Regions from separate parts of the Homo sapiens genome. Here region 2 is linked to region 1. The links are chromatin contacts, found by Hi-C or POLR2A ChIA-PET in ENCODE. All regions are on one chromosome and are shown on one strand. The core of a region is the stretch at or near the end of the contact, and the rest is flanking DNA. Distances in the headings are between cores, read along the strand shown.

What was found. A loop is a pair of places that touch in the nucleus more often than their neighbours do. ChIA-PET counts read pairs that join two places held with the same protein, here RNA polymerase II (POLR2A).
Region 2: a map of GM12878 shows a loop between it and region 1 (3-fold over the local background). The contact joins the promoter of LINC02473 here to the enhancer-like site in region 1. A Hi-C loop is called at or near these places in 2 of 168 maps with a recorded cell type or tissue (GM12878 and IMR-90) and 1 of 37 single-sample maps with no recorded cell type. POLR2A ChIA-PET finds 5 or more read pairs at or near these places in 2 of 52 experiments (MCF 10A and Panc1).

Annotation. Positions count from the first base shown.
Region 1 is chr4:24,728,697-24,732,263 of GRCh38, forward strand. No RefSeq gene overlaps it. Among named protein-coding and RNA genes, the nearest start is that of SOD3, 65 kb to the right of the region's middle. RefSeq lists an enhancer at 1,601-2,101. Within about 2 kb of position 2,000, at least 5 of the 41 ENCODE cell types and tissues checked have a DNase peak (open chromatin) inside an H3K27ac peak, as active enhancers do.
Region 2 is chr4:24,658,045-24,661,611 of GRCh38, forward strand. LINC02473 (long intergenic non-protein coding RNA 2473) reads left to right here and starts at 1,856. Exons shown (of 2, transcript NR_183976.1): 1 at 1,856-1,999. It also overlaps the pseudogene ATP5MGP3. RefSeq lists an enhancer at 1-511.

The DNA of each region.
Region 1 (3,567 bases), core at 750-3,249:
ATTTTGTTTTTTGAGACAGAGTCTTGCTCTGTCGCCCAGTCTGGAGTGCAGTGGTGTGATCTTGGCTCACTGCAGCCTCCACCTCCCAGGTTCAACCAATTGTCCTGCCTCGCCCTCCCAAGTAGCTGGGATTACAGGTGCCTGCCACCATGCCTGGCTAATTTTTGTATTTTTAATAGAGTCGGTGTTTCACCATTTTGGTCAGGCTGGTCTCGAACTCCTGACCTCAAGTGATCCACTCACCTCGGCCTCCCAAAGTGCTGGGATTACAGGCATGAGCCACCACGCCTGGCTTATTCAATGTTTACTGCATAGTTGGGTTAGGTTTTCCCTGAAAACCTGTATAAGATGAAAACCTGAAATAAGATGACATACCTGTGATGGTGAATTTTATGTGTCAACTTGGCTAGGCTATGGTGCCCAGCTGCTTCATCAAACACCAGTCTAGATGTGGCTGGGAAGATATTTTTTTTTAGCTGTGATTAACATTTAAATCAGTAGACTCTGAGTAAAGCAGATGATGCTTCATAGCGGGGGTGGGCCTCATCCAATCAGTTGAAGGCCTTAAGAAAAAAGACTGAGATCCTCCAAAGAAGAAGGAATTCTGCCTCCACACTGCCTTTGCACTGAAGACTGCAACATCAATTCCTGGCAGAATTTCCAGCCTGCTGGCCAGCCTTACATATCTCAGACTTGCCAGCCCTCATAATCGTGTGAGCCAATTCCTTAAAAATAAATCTCTTTCTATGTTTAAGTCTGTATCTCTATCGTGTATAATAGGATATATGCACACACTCTATTTGTTCGGTTTCTCTGGAGACCTCTGACTAATATAATACCTTATGCCTTTCTGGTAGATGAATAAGATGATGATAATGACAATGACGGTGCCCATTTTTTAGTCCCTACTATATGCCAGATGCTTTTCTTGAGCTATCACAAATGAAGAAATCAAAGTGAGTTGAAATAACTCACCCAAAGTCAGAGAGCTAGAAAGCGACAGAGAATGGAGCCAGCTTTCTGGTCCTAATCACTAGAACAAATATTTCTAAGATTTCTCTGGCAATCCGTTTTCTAAGCAGTCTAAAGATGCATTATGGCAAAAATTAGGCAGCCAACTATGTTTTCCAGATGTGGTATCTTATTCTTTGAAAAACGATAGTCCACTGGGCAAGTCATATTTGTGTAAATGTAGTATAATATTTGGAATTAAAAGAAAGAGGAAATCTATTTACTTCCTTTCCAAATTCATTACCACAGCAACTCCAATACCTGTCACCTGGAACTCAAAAACCAAGTTCCATCTGGATGACAGAAGACAAAAGACTATTCCTGCCTTTTTCCGTTGGTTTTGGGTTTGGAGATGTTTGGGTTTTGCACGGGGGAGAGTGATGATAAATGATCCTGAAGCCCGAGCTTTCTCTTTGCATGCAGCCTGGCCCTCAGGAGCATAAGCTAATGTTCCAGAGAGATGAAAAAGAGATAGAGTTTGAGGGCGGCTGCCACCTGTCCCCGTGTAGTACGTGCAATACAGGTGCCATTTATTTCACCTGTCACACGTACACAAATATGTAAACCTCAGGAAAATCAGCTTTCCATCTTTCTCTGAGAAACTTGGTGTGAGCTTTGGAAATTAAAAAAAAAAAAGGTGGGGAGCATCCTTCACATGCTCTTATTTTTAGCTCCTCTCTCCTTTGCAGAATGGCTAACGCCAACTCAAACTATTTCTGCAAAGAGTTGCTGGGGACAAAGTGGAGATGTGGGTAGGCCTCCTTGAGCCAGGCTCTCAGAAGCAGGTGAGATGCAAGATAAAGCAATCGCTTTTCAACCACCTTTGACGTAAGTGCTGGAGATTTCTTCAATTAGCTTAATCCTTTCCTCCTGACATACACTTTACAGGAAAGCAAATGCCATAATTATCCTCCCCCATCCTCTCTAATCCCTGTCTGTGTGGCATGCCGACAGATGCTTTTCTGCTTGCCCGCGCTGCCAGCCTCTTGGAGCCCAGTGCCACAATGAGGCGGGCTGTGTGTGACAGATTGCTAAATCTGGCCTCCTCGAAGCAGGAGACTCGGCGTTCAAGTGGCGCCGGCTGCTCACGCCTCCCTGTGGGGCCGAGGCAGGCCTGGCTTTGGGCAGGCCCAGAAAGTTCTGGAGGGCTGCCTTGTGACTCAGACAATCCCTTGCAGAGATGGCCAGCCCTCCAACACTGACACAGCCCATCACGGGTAGCTTGCTTCGTTTAGGATTTCAATCTGGGACCCTGCCAGGAAAGGCCTTTTTCCACCAGGGAAGAGTGTCCAGCACCCAAATACCATGGCAAGCATGGGGTGTCTGTCACTTGATAGCAACAAGAAAGTTACCTGATCTTATCCCACTGACTAAATGCAACAGCGGCCCATCTGTTGGCAGCCATGTACTCATCTATATATATCTGTTATTTACATCCTTAACACATTATATATTTTTTTTGAGGTCACTATTTTGGATCCAGGAACTGTTATTAGAATTCAGTCCTACCTCTGACTTCCTATGTAACCCTTGAGTCACAGCCTCTGAGCCTCAGTTTCCTCATCTGTATGTTTGTAACCATTTTCTTTTGCAAGATCTTTGTGAAGATTGAGTAATATCATCAATACAATGCAGCTAGTATATAGTGGGTACTTAACAAATGTGATTTATTAATGAGACTAACTATAGCATAGTAACATTACTGCTATTACTAATAATGTATACTTTGCTAGTGCTTTAGTTCATTCTAGTTTTCAAAATAATTTCATATAACATTTCTTTATCTTCTGCAGAGGCAGATATCATATCCCATTTTATTTTTCAGATAAGGTTTGAGATGCTGGAGATCATAGAGATCAGGGGTTTGCATACTATGGCCAGTGGACCAAATCCGACCCACTGTCTGTTTGTGTAAATAAAGTTTTATTGAAACACAACCATGTCCATTCAGTTCTGCATTGTCTGTGGCCACCTTTGCACTGCAAAGGCAGAGTTGAGAAGCATAGGCTTGCAAAACTTAACGTATTTCCTATCTGACTCTTTACAGAAAATGTTTGCTGACCTCTGACATAGATGATAAGTGGTGGAACCAGGAGTGAAATAATGCACCTGTCTATGGATGCCTCAATCTAGGGTTATATCAGGAACATGCCTTCTCTAAATGAAAAAAGCAATGGTGGCAGCAGACAGCAAAATAATTCTGAAATTGTTTTTGTATGTTTTTAATCTACCTAAAATATATTTCTGCATCTCTTAATATAGTGTGCACAGCAGTGTCCCACATCCAGAGCTTAAGGTAGTTCAGAACTTGGGCCCCCAGGCAATGCCCTGAACTAGAGTCCACACATCAAGCTCCTGGCAGAGCCAGGGTGGGAACTGCAGCTTCTGATTCTGGAATAATTTCTCATGAAGGCTTGTTTCTCATCATTATCTCCATACAAATATTTCTTGTTACTTATTCTATGTTCTTCTCGCTCACATTTTCCCCTCTTCCTGAACTCAACTAAGTCTAAGGGCTCTTAGAAGCATCCCAAAGTGTTGCCAAGTGGCCTGGGG
Region 2 (3,567 bases), core at 606-3,105, 71 kb before region 1:
AAAAAAAAAAAAAAAAAAGATTGGTCTTTAAACATTATAACCATTCACGCCTCACTTGGCTAAACACAAAACCACATCCACACCTCAGCGACCACGAAACCATTCAGCACAGCTTCCTTAACTGTGAGCTGTTTGAAGCTACCAGTCTGAGCACTATTGACTATTGTTTTCAGGCTCTGACTAGCTCTAGGGAATCTCAACAGGGGTGGGAGGAACCAGCTCAACCTTGGCGTAGTACCAAAATGTGGCCAATCCAGGCTTTGCATAAGTCACAGCAGCGTTCACCAGTGCCCGGGCCTTTTCTGCAAAGTTACAGACAAATTGGGCTATGGTTCTGGAATGGAAAGTTCGTCACCCCGAACAGCCGGCTGAATGTCTACCTGTAACTTCTTGATACCACCTGCTTGCTGTAAACTTTTCCCTTAAAAACAAGGTTTTTCCAAGGGAAAACAAGGTTGAAACCAAAAGGTTTATTTGCAAATACCCTGGGTTTTCCCAGAAAGAATTTCAGGCAGCTTCCTTGCCCTTTGGCCTCATTGCTTACAAGTGACTTTTTCCTTTGCTGCATGTGCTGTGATATTTTTCTCTTTCTGTCTCCCTTTTTCTTTTTCTCTTTTTCTTTCTTTCTTTCTTTCTCTTTCTTTCTTTCTTTCTTTCTTTCTTTCTTTCTTTCTTTCTCTTTCTTTCTTTCTTTTTTCCTTCCTTCCTTCCTTTCTTTCTTTCCTTTTTTCTTTCTTTCTTTCTTTCCTTCTTTCTTTCTCTCTCTCTCTTTATTTTTTTTCAGGGTCTCATTCTGTCGCCCAGGCTGGAGTGCAGTGGCACACAATCTCGGTTCACTGCAATCTCCACCTCCCAGGCTAAAGTGATCCTCCCACCTCAACCTCCCAAGTAGCTGGGACTGCAGGCATGCGCCACTATGTCCAGCTAATTTTTGTATTTTTTGGTAGAGACAGGTTTTCACTGTGTTGGCCAGGCTGGTCTCAAACTCCTGACCTCAATTGATCCACCTGCTTTGGCCTCCCAAAGTGCTGGGATTACAGGTGTGAGCTCCTGCGCCCAGCCATGCTGTGATAGTTTTTCCTTGGTGCTAGTTCCCTTTCTTAAGCTGGAATTCCATCTCCCACTTGGTCCTTTCAGAGTCCCTTCTTTTGATGCAGGCAAGAAATCCTAATTTAGCATCACTTGTGATTATAATTAAGGTGCTGTTTACTCCCTCTTCCAGATCATTAATGAGGATGTTAAATGAGACCAGAATGAAACCGTGTCCCCATGGCATTCCGCTAGACACCTTCCAACAACTTGACACTCTGCCATTTGCTGTTTCATTACCCTTTGTTTACCTTGTGAGCTCAGGCCCTTGCTTTTGAAGGAGGCAGAAAGCTTACTATTTCTACTGCTGCATAGATGCCACTTAAAGGGTGGGGCTGTTAAAACCTGGCAGATTGTAAATGCATCCTTTTGAGTTTGAATTAAATGTGGATTATGAATAGAGCATTGTCAGTAAATACTGTTGCTCTCCCTCCTCTCAGATGCCTTTGTTTGCTCTTGACTTTCTGCAGCTGTTGTCTTTCTGGGAGCAGAGAAGGGTAGCTGTTTGCTGTATGCAAAGATATTGCTTGGATCAGCTTAACTACAAGTGTAAAGTTACACTGTTGCATGTGAAAGATGTGGTAGATGGATTGCATTCATGGCTCTAGTTTTTCTCTCCTCCCCATATCCATGCCCTTTACTGAAGTAACTTTGCAGTACACTCCCAACTCTGACTCTGCCAAGCCATGTGACTTTCTTTGACAAATGGGATTTTAGCAGACATAATGCAAGTGTAAGCTTGGAAAAAAGCACTACGTGTCTGCTTGCACTCCTGAGCCTCCACCATTGCTGTGAAAACATGCCTGGGAGAGCCTGCTGGAAGACAGTACCCAGAGCAGCGCCCCAGTCTCTCCAGTTGACTAGCCAGGACCAGCCTAGATCTTCTGACAACTGGATGACCTTCAGATATGTGAGTGAAACCAGCAGAATTTGCAAGCTGACCACCACCAGATGCATGAGCAATAAGTATACTGCTTATGAGGTCTTGTTTGTTATACAGCCTCAGCTATGGCAATAGATAGCTGATACAATAGCACACATTTGGAGCTTTGTGGACTGGGAACTCATTGATCTTCCAAAGATTTTCCACATGGTGGGTCCCTGACACGATCCTTTACAAGAAATGAGAAGGAAAAGTTTTCTAAATAGAGATTCAGAAGGACAAAACAGGCTCTAGCATCTACAGTAACCTTTAAGAGACAAGGAGCAAGGGAGAAAAGAGCCTCCATGGAGACTTCCAGAATATGCAGGGCACTAAAAAAACTCCTTTTTCCTTTCTCTTTCTCTCTCTCTTTTAAGTAAAACAAGGTCTCACTGTACTGCCCAGGTTGGTTTCAAATTCCTGGGCTCAAGTGATCTTCCGACCTTGGTCTCCCAAAGTGGTAGGATTATAGGCGTGAGCCACTGCACCTGGCCTTCTTTTTCCAATGAAGACAGAAAAGAGAAATGAAGGGTGACCTAATAATTAGAATGCACTGACTCTCCCCTAACCCTAGGCACTGGTTTGCTGTTTCATTTTCAAATATTTGCCTCCGGAAACAGTCAAATCACTCAGGCTACAGCCGAAAAATGCTCCTTTGGTTTATGGCAACGCCATTGTTACAGGAAAGGGGTTCCGATCCAGACCCTAAAAGAGGGTTCTTGGATCTTGTGCAAGAAAGAATTCAGGGTGAGCCATACAAAAAAGTGAAAGCAAGTTTATTAAGAAAATAAAGGAATAAAATAATGGCTGCTTTATAGACAGAACACCCAGAGGGCTGCTGGTTGTCTATTTTTATGGTTATTTTTCCATCATATGCTAAACAATGAGTGGATTATTCATGCCTCCCCTTTCTAGACTATATAGGGTAAGTTCCTGACATTGCCATGGCATCCATAAACTGTCATGGCGCTGGTGGAAGTGTAGTAGTGAGGATGACCAGCGGTCACTCTCATGACCATCTTGGTTTTGATGGGTTTTCAGTGGTTTCTTACTGCAACTTGTTTTATTACCAAGGTCTTTATGACCTGTGTCTTGTATCTCCTGTCTCATCCCGTAACTTAGAATCCCTTAACCATCTGGGAATGCAGCCCAGTAGGCCTTAGCCTCATTTTACCCAGCTCCTATTCAAGATGGAGTTGCTCTGGTTCACACGCCACAGACACTGAGACAGGTGGCCTTACGAAGATGGGTAAAGCCTGGAAAAGGAGTTTGCACTCCTTACTCTGAGTGGAGGCACATGCTTCTTAAGTGCACAAGCTTCTGAAGACACAGCCTCTACTTGCTCCTTGGGGCTTTTTTTTTTCTTTCTTTTTCTGGAGACCGAGTCTGGCTCTGCTGCCCAGGCTGGAGTACAGCAATCTCAGCTCACTGCAGCCTCCGCCTCCCAGGTTCGAGTGGTTGAATCCTGCCTCAGCCTCCTGAGTAGCTGAGATTACAGGCATGCGCCACCATGCCCGGCTAATTTTTGTATTTTTAGTAGAGACAGGGTTCCACCA